Regions from separate parts of the Homo sapiens genome. Here all the other regions are linked to region 1. Evidence: chromatin contacts called from ENCODE Hi-C data. All regions are on one chromosome and are shown on one strand. Each heading gives the region's core, a stretch centred on a gene start or an enhancer-like site at or near the end of the contact. The rest is flanking DNA. Distances are from core to core; before and after follow the strand shown. Region 1 holds the start of CCND1 (cyclin D1). Region 2 holds the start of TESMIN (testis expressed metallothionein like protein). Region 3 holds the start of CPT1A (carnitine palmitoyltransferase 1A).

The links. Hi-C counts contacts between places; a loop is a spot of excess contacts on that map. Pooled maps may share reads with other maps.
Region 2: a loop to region 1 is called in a pooled map, with 12 times the contacts of the local background. The contact joins the promoter of TESMIN here to the promoter of CCND1 in region 1. A Hi-C loop is called at or near these places in 6 of 50 pooled maps.
Region 3: a loop to region 1 is called in a map of CD8-positive, alpha-beta T cell, with 11 times the contacts of the local background. The contact joins the promoter of CPT1A here to the promoter of CCND1 in region 1. A Hi-C loop is called at or near these places in 8 of 168 maps with a recorded cell type or tissue (CD8-positive, alpha-beta T cell, ascending aorta, chondrocyte and 4 more), 13 of 37 single-sample maps with no recorded cell type and 18 of 50 pooled maps.

What each region holds. Positions count from the first base shown.
Region 1 is chr11:69,638,752-69,643,494 of GRCh38, reverse strand. CCND1 (cyclin D1) reads right to left here and starts at 2,339. Exons shown (of 5, transcript NM_053056.3): 1 at 1,984-2,339; 2 at 249-464. The coding sequence starts at 2,181. RefSeq lists silencers at 64-323, 454-513, 604-743 and enhancers at 1,366-2,068, 3,576-4,514, 4,515-4,743.
Region 2 is chr11:68,749,382-68,754,124 of GRCh38, reverse strand. It overlaps TESMIN (testis expressed metallothionein like protein), which reads left to right and starts at 2,605. Exons shown (of 10, transcript NM_004923.3): 1 at 2,605-2,705; 2 at 3,426-3,935. The coding sequence starts at 3,465. RefSeq lists silencers at 2,373-2,492, 2,503-2,792 and an enhancer at 2,493-3,478.
Region 3 is chr11:68,839,467-68,844,209 of GRCh38, reverse strand. It overlaps CPT1A (carnitine palmitoyltransferase 1A), which reads left to right and starts at 2,294. Exons shown (of 19, transcript NM_001876.4): 1 at 2,294-2,435. RefSeq lists enhancers at 263-472, 513-652, 1,375-1,900, 4,109-4,268 and silencers at 2,046-2,405, 2,426-2,475, 2,686-2,765, 3,026-3,125, 3,176-3,455.

The DNA of each region.
Region 1 (4,743 bases), core at 1,090-3,589:
ACTTTTCGGCCACACCGCGGGGCGCGAACGCGGTGGGAGTCGCAGGCAAGCGCACACAGGGCGGCGGGACGAGGGCGGCTAGGATCCCGCCCGCTCCCCGGACAGGGACGCCCGGCGGCGGGGCCGCCCTCCCTCGGAGGAGCAGATATGTCAGAGGCGGGCCGGCCGCCACCGCCTGCACCTTCCCCGGCCCCGTGGTCCTGCGTGCGGCTCGCGGGGGGCGGGGGGCGGCGGGGTCCAGTGGTTACCAGCAGCTCCTCGGGCCGGATGGAGTTGTCGGTGTAGATGCACAGCTTCTCGGCCGTCAGGGGGATGGTCTCCTTCATCTTAGAGGCCACGAACATGCAAGTGGCCCCCAGCAGCTGCAGGCGGCTCTTTTTCACGGGCTCCAGCGACAGGAAGCGGTCCAGGTAGTTCATGGCCAGCGGGAAGACCTCCTCCTCGCACTTCTGTTCCTCGCAGACCTACGGAGGCACGGGGCCCGTGACCGCCGCCGCCAGGTCGCGCCGCCCCCCCGCACGCCCCCGCACCCCCCATCGCGCTTGGCAGGGCCGCCAGGTCTGGAGGGCGCCGAGGGGTCGGGGCTGGGGGCGGCAGGAGCTTCCCGTGATGCGCCCCCTCCCCCGCGCGTCCCCAGTACCCACCCTCCCCGAAACTGAAAGGGAAAGTCCCCGCGAGGCTGGCACGGTGGGGGCGGGAGCGGGCACAGCTGGGCGGCGTGCGCGGCGGCGCGGGCTGCCGGCCCCCGGGACCCTGGCCCGCCCTGGAGCTCCGTGGTCCCTCTGACTGGGGGTCGACACCAACTGGGGTGCGGGGCCGCGGAACGGGCCGCGGGGTTGGGCGCCGCGCCTGCGAGACACAAAGGTGGCGTCCCAGGCCGCCGCGCCGCATTTCCCCAGACGTCATCTTTTCAAAAAATATTTAAAAATATTAAAAAAATAACTAAGTGCATAAAAAAACCCTGAAAATGACCCTCGGGCGACCCTTTACCCAGGCCGGGGGTTGGGAGTTCGTTACAGGCTCCGGGGGGAGCCCCAGGAATTCAAACTCCGGGGCCCCCCCTTCCCCCTGGGCGCGGGCGGCGTTTCCCTCTCGCAAGGGCACCACGCCGCACTTTCAAAAATTATTTTAAAATACTTGCGGGCCCCTCAGGCGCCCACCGAAGGTCTGAAAATGTGCTCCCAGGCCCCCGGCTCGCTCGGAGAAGGTCCTCCAAGCCGATATCCCTGCAGACGGGGATCAAGCCCTGGCGTCTTGGGGGCCACGCGACCTTGCAGCTCGCCGTGCTCTCCGGCCCAGGCTGCCCGTTCGGGGCGCCCCGGGACTCGCTGCTTGAACAAAGGCCCCCCCTTCCCTAGCGGCGTCCCCCCAAAACTACCCATGCCGCGTCCCTGCGCCCCTCCCGCGGGCTCCCGGCAGCCGCGCGGCCCTTAGCTGCGGCCCCAGCGCCCGGCGGCCGCTCCCCGCCCCCACCCTGCCCCCAATTATTAATAAACACTTTTGCTTTGCAATAAAAGAGCAAAGATGGCGCATAATACTGGCACGAGCGGCCCTTGCATACGTGTCCATGGATATTAATTTAAAAATCAAATCTATGCCCCCTCCCCCCGGAGTTGGCGGCTCCCGGCCGCTGAGGCGCAGCCGGGCTGGGGCGCAGGCGGGGGACACAAAGCGCACCCAGCCTGCCAGCCCGCACCCTCGGGCCCATTGGGGTGCCCCTGGCACTGGCTTCTCCCGAAGGCACCCCTCCCGGACCCCCTTCTCCCCTCCCACGAAACGCTACTTCTAGCACCCCCACCCCCACCCCTTCCTCCTTCAGAAAATACCCGCAATTTTTATTTTGAAAATACGGATCCCTAGAAACACCACGGCAAACTTCAAAGTTCTAGCGGGAGAGAAGGGAGGGGGGTGAGTAGCAAAGAAACGTGGGTCTGGGCAACAAGTTGCAGGGAAGTCTTAAGAGAGCCGCCCGAAGCCCCGCACCTCCAGCATCCAGGTGGCGACGATCTTCCGCATGGACGGCAGGACCTCCTTCTGCACACATTTGAAGTAGGACACCGAGGGCGCGCAGGTCTCCTCCGCCTTCAGCATGGCCCGCAGCACCCGGTCGTTGAGGAGGTTGGCATCGGGGTACGCGCGGCGGATGGTTTCCACTTCGCAGCACAGGAGCTGGTGTTCCATGGCTGGGGCTCTTCCTGGGCAGCTGGGGAGGGCTGTGGGTCCTGGCTGGGTCCGCGCTCGGCTCTCGCTTCTGCTGCCCCGCGCTCCCTCGCGCTCTTCTGCCCCTCGCCGGAGCGTGCGGACTCTGCTGCTCGCTGCTACTGCGCCGACAGCCCTCTGGAGGCTCCAGGACTTTGCAACTTCAACAAAACTCCCCTGTAGTCCGTGTGACGTTACTGTTGTTAAGCAAAGATCAAAGCCCGGCAGAGAATGGGAGCGGGAGGGGGGCGGGGGCGGGCGCAGGGGGAGGGGGCGCGGGCGCCAAACGCCGGGAGCAGCGAGGGGCAGAGCCCAAAAGCCATCCCTGAGGCGCCGCGCCTGCCCTGCGGCGGAGTTGCCCCTGTAGTCCGGTTTTCATAGAAATGCAAATCGCCCCGCTGCAGCCTTTCTCCCCGCCAGGGAAGAGGGGTGCAGGGGGCCCCGTCCGCCTCGAGTGGGTCCCCCGGGATTTAGGGGGTGAGGTGGAGGTGGCTCTGCAGTAGGGGACAACTAGGAAGGCCGGCAGGCCACACGCAGCCTGGGGAGACCACGAGAAGGGGTGACTGGGGCGCGGCGACACCCCATATCCAAGCCGGCAGAATGGGCGCATTTCCAAGAACGCCACGAGGGCACCCACGGGCGGACAGACGGCCAAAGAATCTCAGCGACTGCATCTTCTTTCATTTTCATTAACACGTGTAAATTGCAAGAACTAATTTAGCATGCAAGGACGGGGAGGACCGGGCACACAACCCCTGTGCAAGTTTCATTCCGGCGCACAGGGGCGTCGTTGCAAATGCCCAAGGGGGTAACCCTAAAAGTTAAAGGGATTTCAGCTTAGCATGCGCTCGCTCAAAAAATAAAATAAAATAAATGCCCGAAAATTCCAGCAGCAGCCCAAGATGGTGGCCAGCATTTCCTTCATCTTGTCCTTCTAGCCTGGAGACTCTTCGGGCTGCCTTCCTACCTTGACCAGTCGGTCCTTGCGGGGGTCCCCAACTGCACCCCCTCCCTTCCCGTGCCGGCAATTTAACCGGGAGAAACACACCTCTGAATGGAAAGCTGAGAAACAGTGATCTCCATTCTGACTCATTTTTTTTAATTAAAAAAGAAATTAAATTGCTGGAAATATTAGTCCCCTCTGCCTGGGACAAGACCACCGAAGGTTCCTAATTGGTTTTGTTGGGGGTGTAGACGTCCCTTCACCTTTAGAATTTGCCCTGGGACTGAATTCGTGAGCGTGAGGGGGCTGGCAGGAGCCGGCATAATTCAGAACAATTATCAATTAAACAAACGAGTGTACTGATCTGATTTTTAGCAAAATCGATAGGTGTTCGTGGTTACATGAGAGGGTCCCCAATATTATCGCAAACTTAAGCAGATGTAAATTAAAATACACAGTTTTTAAAATTACAGGTTCTGTCTCTTTGGTGCATTAAAAAATAAAAGGACATTTTACTGTCTTAACTTTTGTTTTTATTTTTACAGTACCTGCCCCAAATTAAGAAAACTGTTCATTTACTTCCTTTTGAATATAGTTCAGTGTCATCAAACCACCGTACCCTCTTAACAGTAAAAGCTCAAAGAAAACTGATAGAAAAAGCCCTCTCCCCTTCGCCAGGGTGCTCACAGCAAGATGCGACCCCCCCCACCCCCACCTTTCAGGGTGAATTCCTCCCGCGCCCCCTCCCCCGCCGGGAATTAGGATTACTAATATTCCGGGTCCTGGGGGGGTAATTACCCCCGGATTCCGCATGGGGAGCGATGGGTTGCCCCAGCAGGGAGCACCTACGGTCGTGCCCCCCCCCACTCCCCGAGCACCCACAATCGCGTTGGCCCCCGCATAGCCAAGCCTCAGAGCATCAGCCCGCGCACAAGGGCGGCCCAGCTGCTTTTTCATTCATAAAATCCCGACCCGGCGGCCGCCTGGATGATTTATGGGGCCCGGAGCTATCACCCGGCCTCTCCCATCCCGTGGGGCGAGGGGCCCCGAGCCCCGCGTGCGCCCTGGCCCAGCCCGAGGCGCGAAGCGGGCCGAAGTCGGCTAGGGGCAGCAGGGCATAAAGAGGCTCGCCCACTCCGGCACAACCGGCTCTGGGTCCAGGAGGGAGCTTCACCCCCCCATCCCGGGCGCAAGACAGAGGAAACTGGAATTAGCATGAGCCAATGGGGGCGCGGCGCTGTTACTAGGCGGACCGGGCAGATCTCGACTAGGAACTTCGTTGATTTCCCGGCTCAGGGACGAGCGCAAAATTGCAAGCCCGGTTAGCGAGCGTAAAGAGCCGTCCAGGAACCCGCGGGGGAGGCGCTGGAATTTGGGGCCCGGCGCTGGAATTTGGGGCCCGGCGGGGAGCGCCAGCTGCCCAGCCCCCACCTGGGGGAACCCTGCTTGGCGGCCCCCGGGTCCCCCGAGGGGGCCAATACCTCTGGGCTTTTGAGGGTCATTGCTTCAAGAAGCGCAGAGAAAGCATTTTGATTTTATTTTTTCCAAAGAGAAAAGCAACTTTAAAAAACTTTTCGGTTGCAGTTTTACTTTACACTGTC
Region 2 (4,743 bases), core at 1,356-3,855, 890 kb after region 1:
ATATCAGCGCCTGTTCTAGGCACTGGGGAGACAGCAGTGACCCCACCAGGTTCTGGCTGTCTCATTAGTCCATTTTTACATTGCTGTAAAGAACTTCTTGAGACTGGGTAAGTATAAAGGAAAGACAGTCAATTGACTCACAGTTCAGCATGGCTGGGGAGGCCTCAGGAAACTTATAATCATGGCAGAAGGTGAAGGGGAAGCAAGAAACCTGTTACATGGCAGCAGAGGAGAGAGAGTGAGGGGGAATTGCCGAACACTTTTAAGCCATCAGATCTTGTGAGAACTCACTTCTTATTGCAAGAACAGCGTAGGGGAACCGCCTCCTTGATCCAATCACCTCCCACCAGGCCCCTCCCTTGACACAGAGGGATTACAATTCAAGATGAGATTTGGGTGGGGACACAGAGCCAAACCATATCACAGAGGAAAAAGAGAACAAGCCAACCAGTTGAAGGATTTTAAGTGTTCTGAGGCAACTAAGAGGATCATTGGGAGGGGGTGGTAGCTGGCAGGGAGGTTGACCCACTTAGAGTGGGTTGAGCTGAGACCTGAGAGACTCGACGGAGCCAGCCCGGCCAGTGCAGCAGGGCAGCAAGCATCTAGGAGCAGCAGGTGCAGAGCCTCCAGGCTTGATTGCAACCCGTGGGTGACCCCCACAGGTGGCTGTGTATGCCTGGCATGATGCTACTCAGTAGACGTCTGATTCTGATTAGTAAACGAATGAACGGTGCAACCTTGTGGGTTACTCTCTCGCTTGGGCCACTCAAGCTATGCATAATTCTTGGGCTCTTCGATTTATTATTTTTATTATTTTTTCTGCTTCTGTGAGTGTTTTTTGTTGTTGTTGTTTTTGTTTGTTTGATTTTTGAGATGGAGTTTCAATCTTTTTGCCCAGGCTAAAGTACAATGGTGCAATCTCAGCTCACTGCAACCTCCGCCTCCCAGGTTCAAGCAATTCTCCTGCCTCAGCCTCACAAATAGCTGGGATTGCAGGTGTGCACCACCATGCCTAGCTAATTTTGTATTTTTAGTAGAGACAGGGTTTCACCATGTTAGTCAGGCTGGTCTTGAACTCCTGACTTTAAGTGATCTGACCACCTTGGCCTCCCAGAGTGCTGGGATTACAGGCATGAGCCACCACGCCCAGCCCCAGGCAAAATTTTCTTGATTTTTGAATGTTAAATGTACAACTAAATAGTACACGGTGTTGCTGTGCCTTGGGTACTACCCTTTAAAAATTTAGAAAAGTATTTAATTTTTAAAAGTGAGATTAGAAAGCTGATGTTTTACATTCTTTATTTTTACCAAAACAGTACCTGAGTAGACAGTACCTGAGGCTGTCTCCCCAGCACCCACTCCCACCAGTCCCTCTACACCCTTTGCAGTTTTCGCCATCACTTGAATTAAACTTTCACCTCCTCTTGATTAAACAGTGATATCTATTGACTCCTTAAAGATGAAATAGCTCATTCCCCACCCAAAATTTGAGACTTTCATTGTATTTGTGAGTTTTTTTTTTTTTTTCTGAGAGGGAGCCTTTCTCTGTTGGTCAGGCTGGAGTACAGTGACACAATCTCAGCTCACTGCAACCCCCATCTCCCAGGTTCAAGCCTCAGCCTTCTATGTAGCTGGGACTACAGGCGTGCGCCACTACGCCCAGCTAGTTTTTGTATTTTTTAGTAGAGACGGAGTTTCACTATATGTTGGCCAGGCTGGTCTCGAACTCCTGACCTCAGGTGATCCACCCGCCTCGGCCTCCCAAAGTGCTGGGATTACAGACGTGAGCCACCACGCCCAGCCGTATTTGTTACTTCTATTTCGGGACCAACTCCATCAGTTGCACCTGTAAGCTGCGTCACCAAGGACCGGGAGTGGGTGCAAGGCTGGGAACGTGCGGTGCAAGCCCCTGCCCTCTGTCCACCCGCAGCGTCCCAGGCCGGGATCTGTCTTGAGAGCTCGAGTGTAGAAAAATGTTTTATTTTATTTTATTTATTTTTTTGAGACGGAGTCTAGCTCTGTGGCACAGGCTGGAGTGCAGTGGCGGGATCTCGGCTCACTGCAACCTCCACCTCCCGGGCTCAAGCGATTCTCCTGCCTCAGCCTTCCAAGTAGCTGGGATTACAGGCGCGTGCCACCACGGCCAGCTAATTTTTGTATTTTTAGTAGAGACGGGGTTTCACCATGTTGCCCAGGCTGGTTTTGAACTCCTGACCTCAAGTAATCCGCCTGCCTCGGCCTCCCAAAGTGCTGGGACTACAGGCGTGAGCAACCACGCCTGGCCAGAAAAATATAACTGAAGCCCAAGGTCAGAAGCCAAGCTAGGCAGTCCCACTTAGCGCTGCCCGAGTTGATGGGGACCTCAGTTTCCCCACCTGAGCCTGGATCGGCTGAACCTGGGAGTGCCTCCCCTGACCCGCTCTGGCAACAGCGGCAGTCCAGGCCCCGCCCCTCGCGACTCTGTCTCCTCCCGCCCCAGACCACGCCCACCACACCTCCCTGGCCCCGCCTTTACCTCCCCGCCCCGACCTCGACTCCGCCCCACGCCCAGGCCCCGCCCACTGCCCGGGCGCCTCTTCCCCTCCCCCCAGGTTCCTGTCCCTCACCCTTCCCCCTTCTCCAACCGCCAACGGCCGCCTGCGCCTGAGGCCCGGCCCACGCCCCATCCCGCTCGCTCCACGCTGCGGCAGCCCCGGCGGCCCCAGGTGCGTCCCTCCGAGGAGGAATGACGGGGCGGTCCCCGGGCTGGGCCTCGGCTCTGCAGGCGGGGATGGGGGCTGCCGGGCCGGGTCGGGCCCCTGCGGGTGGGCGGAGGGCGGCGGGCCGTGGGCGAGGCCGCCCCTCACCTGGTCGCACCTCACCTGGCCCCCCCTCCCCTGGCTGCTCCTCACCTGACCCCCTCCTCGGCCGCCCCTCACCTGGCCCCCTCCCCTGGGCGCCCCTCACCTGACCCCCACCCCGGCCGGCCCCTCTCCTGGCCGCCCCTTACCTGGTCGCCCCTCCCCTGACTCCCTCCCCTGGTCGCTCCTCACCTGGCCGCCCCTCACCTGGCCCCCTCCCCTGGCCGCCCCTCCCCTGGTCGCCCCTCCCGTGACCCCCTCCCCGGCCGCCCCTCCCCTGGTCGCCGCTCACCTGACCGCCTCCCCTGGTCGCTCCTCACCTGGCCGCCCCTCACCTGGCCGCCCCTCACCTAATCGCCCCTCATCTGGTCGCCCCTCCCCTGACCCCCTCACCTGGTCGCCCTTCCCCGGGCCCCTCACCTGGCCCTCCCTCACCAGGCCGCCCCCTCCCCTAGCCGCCCCTCACCTGGTCCCCTCCCCTGGCCGCCCCTCCCTTGGCTGCCCCTCCCTTGGCTGTCCCCTTTCCTGGCCGCCCCTCCCCTCGTCCTCTCCTCTGGCTGCCTCTCACCTGGCCGCGTGTTGCAGGTGCGCGGCCCCCGCCATCCCGCCCCGCCGCCCTGCGCCATGGAGGAGGGCCCTCTGCCGGGCGGGCTGCCCAGCCCCGAGGATGCGATGGTGACGGAGCTCTTAAGCCCCGAGGGTCCGTTCGCTTCGGAGAACATCGGCCTGAAGGCCCCCGTGAAGTACGAGGAGGACGAGTTCCACGTCTTCAAAGAAGCGTACCTGGGCCCGGCGGACCCCAAGGAACCCGTCCTGCACGCGTTCAACCCCGCGCTGGGCGCCGACTGCAAGGGCCAGGTCAAGGCGAAGCTCGCGGGGGGCGACAGCGACGGCGGGGAGCTCCTCGGGGAGTACCCCGGGATCCCAGAGCTCAGCGCGCTGGAGGACGTCGCGCTCCTGCAGGCCCCGCAGCCGCCCGCCTGCAACGTGCACTTCCTGTCCTCGCTGCTACCCGCGCACCGCAGCCCGGCGGTGTTGCCCCTGGGCGCCTGGGTCCTGGAAGGAGCCTCCCACCCGGGCGTCCGCATGATCCCAGTAAGAACCGCCTGGGGAATGGGCACAGCTCCCCCTCCATCCCTTCCCCAACCCATCTGAGGCTGCTAGTGTACCCCAGGATTTCCCTCTACAAGCATTTTCCCTGGTGACACCACACACAGCCCACCGGAGTCACTGATTCTCGGTAGAGCGTATACTCTTTGTCGTCTTCCTAATCCAACATGCATCGGCCCAGCCAAGCCCTTTCCCCTGGAGGGAATTCTGCCCTGCACCAGTCGTCCAAAGCTGACCTAACCATGCAGACGGCGGACAACAAAAAAAGGGGGAAAGCTAGGACGTAGGTTCCCTTGGGCCCTGTTGCTATCCTTGGCTTAAGGAGAGAGGCCCGCTGTCTGCTGGTAACTATTGTCTGTGAAAACAAACGCAATGTGGTGGAGGGTTGGCGTGTTTGCATCTTGCATTTTTTTTTTCCTTTAACTTTACCAGGCTTGGAATCCACAGCAAGGACTCAGAGTTAATACTTGGATTTTCCGGGCCTTGAAGTCAAGATGTGAGATCTTCCCTTTGCTAATGAGTAATAGCTCTTCAAGCATATGCAATGTAAATCAGAGCCTAAAGAAATGCTTGCCAGCTCTCAGCCGACTGCCCTCTCTAGCTGTAGATGACCGCTGATAATTTTCCGCTTTGTTCTTGCCAAAACTAATGAGTTTTCAAAGGAAACAAAGGGTCCCAGGAAAATGTGTTCTCGACCCCTCAAAAAGGACCCAGCTCAGAAAACGAGACCACTCATCCATGAGGTCATTTTAGTAAGTTGTAGATGAAGCGTTTGTGGGACACAATGCTTGAG
Region 3 (4,743 bases), core at 1,045-3,544, 800 kb after region 1:
CGGCTGCAGTTGCAGGCCGGCGCGGGCTCGTTGCAGCTGCCGAGAGCCCGGCCACCATGGCACAGGTGAGCGTGGCGCCTCGGCGTCCCCACAGACTGGGTCCCTGTCCCTGCCCCGCCCGGCCTGCAGGTGGCACCTAGGCGGCGCGCAGGGAAGGGCGCACGGTCAAGGCCGAAGAGCCCTGGGAACAGACAGGGCGCGGGGCCAATCCCAGCTGGGCGCGCACCGGGGCGCTGAGCGAGGGAGGAAATGACCTTGGAGCGGGGACCTGTCGGTGGCTGAGGTTCCAGGGAAAGGAGGGAAGGGCATTTGCGGTGAGAATGACAGTCCAGCTTCCGTAGTGCAAACCGCGAAGGCCCACGTGCAAGGAGAGCCTCACGCGCGAGAGCCGCCCGGGCTCGTGGGGTGCAGCCGCGCGTCAGGAACGTGTGCCCTGGCCCAGCCCACTGGCCTCTTGGGGCGGTGAAATCTGCGGGGGTCGAGTGCCTGGGCTCACTGGTGGTCCAGACAAGCGCAAGCAGGGGGACAAACCCCCAACTTCTAACCTCAAAGAAATGCAAATTAAAAGGAGAGATGAGAGATTCTTCCCTCCCCCACCCCTCCTTTTAGGATTGGCAAAGATTAAAATAATCCATAATCGGAGACAGGGCCCCGCTTGCACGCGCGGGTGGCAGTGGAAGTTGGTAAACTTTTCGGCATGGTAGCTTGGCCTGTGTCACCAAAATGTCGCACGTGCCTGGTTGCTTCCCCTCCAGGGATCTATCCTACAGGATAATCAGGAGCTCCAGGAGGTACATCGACGGCCAACGCAGCTTTTATTTATACCTGCAATGGTGGGGTGGGGGGCGGGGAGGAGGCCCTAATTGTCCAATGGGGGCCGCGTAAATGGATCACAGCATAGTCAAAGGAAATCTTATGCAGCCTTGGGAAGGCCGGTGGTCATCTCCGTCCCCCAGCAGAGACCTGTCTACGACGTAAGCCAAGTGAAAACAAAACAGCCTTACAGACAGCTTGCATCCTAGCCTTCCTTTAAAACAGCGAGCCCGGGAACCGCAGGGAGAGTTAACTGCAGCGGTGGTGGGGGGCGGGATCAAAGGAGAACTTTCATTTTCTCTTCTAAATTCTTCTGCGGTAACAACTAAATGATACAGAAAGAAGGATGGTTGCAAACATGGATTTTTTCATAACTAGAAGAAGTGGTCGAACTTAAAAAGAGCAGGGTTCATAAAAGAGGTTTAAAAGAGTCTTTGTTCATAACATCGGTGCATTTATGGAGCACCTGCTGTATGCAGAGCCGCCAGCTCGCGCCTGGAAGCATTGCGGGCAAAGATAGGGGAGGGGTGGCTCCCGGTCAGGAAGACCCCCTTGGCCCTCCTGTTACGCTTGGGGCCCCTCTCCCTCCCCCTCAACCCCCTGGGTCCCCTGCAGCTGCGCTCGCCCTAGACTCCTGGGACCGGTGGATGTTCAGTTCCCGCTCCCGGCCCCTCTCCCGAGCTCCAGCACAAGGGTCTCTCGGTCGCTCTGCCCTGGCCTCCAGCTACTCCTCTCCCAGCACCTATTATGTTCTTGACGCTGGAAGAATTATTTTAGTAAATCTCACCAAAGCCCCCCAAGTGAGGCATTTTTATCCTAGCTAGATGAGGAGGAGCCACGCTGCCTCTGGATCGCGATGACTGCCACTCGTGGTATAAGGTCTGATTTGGGGCATGGGCTGTGGAATCAGATCTGGACCCAATGTCCGATCTATCACTTCCCCGCGCTTTTTTTTTTAGAGACGGGGTCTCGCTACGTTGCCCAGGCTGGCCTCGAACTCCTGGCTTCAAGCGACTTCCCGCCTCCCGAGTAGCTGGGATTACAGGCGCGCCCCACCACTCCCTGTGGATCGGTTGCTTCTCAGCTCGGTGATGTGGGGTAACTTATTTCCTGGCCCGCGACCCTTGTCTGCATGAAAGAGTCAGGGGTGAATACCATCAGGGGGTGCCTGGAGCATTACACGGGGCAATGCCGATAGATAAGTCGCGAGGATCAGCCAGGCACGGAGCTAAGCGATTTTATGCGCACGGCCTCCACGAGATGGCTCGTTTTACGGATGAGGAAACTGAGGCTCGGAGGGTGAGGAATCTCGTCCTAGACCCCATTCCGGCAGAGGTCGAGGACGCGAGCACCCGCTCGAGCCTCAGTTTCCCTCCCCTCCTAGCCCCGCGGACGCCCCGCCCCGCCGAGGCCCCGGGCCCGCCCTCCGCGCGCCGGGAGTCACCCGCCTGCAGGCGCCGCAGCCGGACCCGCCTCAGCCAATCCGCTGCTGCCGGCGTCGGGTGCGCTCGGCCTCGCCCGCGGCCCTCCTTCCCCGGCTCCCGCTCGCCGCTCGTTCACTCCACCGCCGCCGCCGCCGCCGCCGCTGCCGCTGCCGCTGCCGCACCTCCGTAGCTGACTCGGTGAGGCCCGGTCGCCCGCGGTGGGGAGGGTGGCGGGGCGGCCCTGCGGGCTGCGGGGGCCGGGGACGGGCGGGGCGCGGGGCTGCCGGGAACCGGACCGGGTGGGGGACGCCGCCGGAACCGGGGCGCCGAGAGGAACCCCGGTATTCCCCCCGGACGGCGGGGTTGTGGAGATCCTGAACCCAGAAAGAGGCCGGGGCTCCCCATGTTCCCCAGGGGATTGGGTCTGAGGGTCCACCGGGGGTCGGTCCATCCGCAGGCGGGTCCCGTGCGGCCGCGGGAGGGATGCTCGGCCCTCCGGACTTGGCTGGACGCCTCCGGCCCGGGGCCAGCGGGGCCACCGGCTCCCTTGTCTCCCACTCCTTAATCCGCCCTGGACTGGATTGAGTCTGAGGGTCTGCCCAGGGGTCGGTCAGCCTGCGGGTGGCCGCGGGAGGGATGCTGGACGCTCTGGATGCTTTCCAGGATGCCTTCGCCCGGGGCCAGTAGGGCCTCCGGCTCCTGTCCCTGCCCATCCCACCCTGGCTCTGGAGAGGATTGGGTCTGGGGGTCCGCCCGTGGGTTGGTCACCTACGGGCAGGTGCAGTGCGGCTGAGGGAGGGGTGCTCGGCCCTCGGGATTCGGCAGGGCGCCGCTGACCCCATCCCAGCGTCCGTCTCCCCGGTCCCCCTCCCCATGCCCGCCCTCGCGGTGCAGCCGTCGGGACACGCCCTTGGCGCAGGGACTCCAGGCGCGGTCCGAGCGCTGCCGTGAGCAGGATGAGGGTGCCGGGCCCAGTGCCTGCTTGGGAGCGCCCCGCAGCCTCTCCCGTGCAGCGCTGGGTCAAGGGCGGGTGGGCGCGGAGCATGTGCCCAAGGTCGTGCCGGGCTGGGAGCGGCGGGGCCGCGGGAGGGTGGGGGTGTCACGTGGCCGTGCCCTGGCGAACTTGGCCTGCGAGCCCGACGGTGCGGTCAGGGCCACGCGGGGCAGCCCCTTCTCGGAGCCACCGCCGCGGCCAGCCAACAGCCGGCTTCTTTCGGTTTGTCAGGAGAGGCCATGGGTCAGCGTCTTTATAATGTAAATCCGCCCTTGGCTTTCGTTAAAGCCGCAGAACTCAAAGATGAGGGCCGATCTTACTTTAAAAAAAGAAAACAACTCAGAGAGTTAAAAATCCCAACTACCTACCAGGTTAAATACATAACAAAGTTAATATTCCCAACTCGGCACAGGCTTTCGGTTCCTCTCGGCTCCGTGTGTTATAAAATATTTAAGGGCAGATTTTAGTAGGAAGCTGGTAACTTTGTAAGTTACCGAATAAAATGAAAATCGGTTTTACCTTTTGCAACGTTGTATTTTGTTACACCATTTTCTTCCACAGGTGTCCGGTTTCTGGTCATTCCAGATATGCAAGCATGTTTATTTCATTCTAAGCCACAAACCAAGTGAATAAAAAATGGCTGAGCACTGGTCTTCTATTTATGCCAGGAAGCACCCCCACCCCCGGGCCTTTCCAAATTCTTTAAGGCGACTCTGACCGAGTGAACGTAGCAATAAATTGAGGACATAAGTGTCGCTGAGAATGCACACCGCTGAGGCCAGCGAACATCCAGCTGTCAGTTGGTCTGGGGACTATCAGCATTCGCAGCTGGTTCTTTGGATTGGTTTTGCCTCAATACCAAGAGCCTGTGGACTGCTTTTCGCATGTAAATTACTGGTTTCCTTCCTGTGAAGCATTGCTAGCCTAGACCTTGCACTTGAACCCTATCTTAACAGTTGGAATCAAACAATAAAAAGGGCCAGGTTTGGGAGTGCACACACTTTGTTTCAAAGTGGCAGAAGTTGGCATCATGCACAGGCCAAAATAACGTTTCGAGTTGGTACTAAAAACAAGCCGCCTACCCTGGAGGGGAAGAGAATTAAACTGGGTCCCTTCCGATACTGCTGCGGCTGCTGCGTTTGGCCCCGGCCCCGGACCAGTGGTCACCGAGCGGTCAAGTTGGGCCTCCGGGGAGCCCTGGAACGAGGGCCTGCCCTTACCCAACCCTGGCCCCGAGTGCTCATTCATAAAAACACCGTCAGTTTTCACTGAGGCTTCACAGTGAGCCCCTTTTAGACGCGCCCTGGGCTCTTGAGCGCGGTGCCTGCGTTTCTGGCTCGTTGGATGCAGCATCTGTCATCAGAAGCACTGAGCACCGAGCTGTCCCCACAGCTGGGCACCGCAGGGCTCGACCTTCCCACGGAGAGGTGCGTTGCATTTCTCCCGCTGTCGCTGGGGTGGCCACAGGGACGCGCGCCAACTCGCTCCGGAAGGTCTCTGTGGGCACGGCGG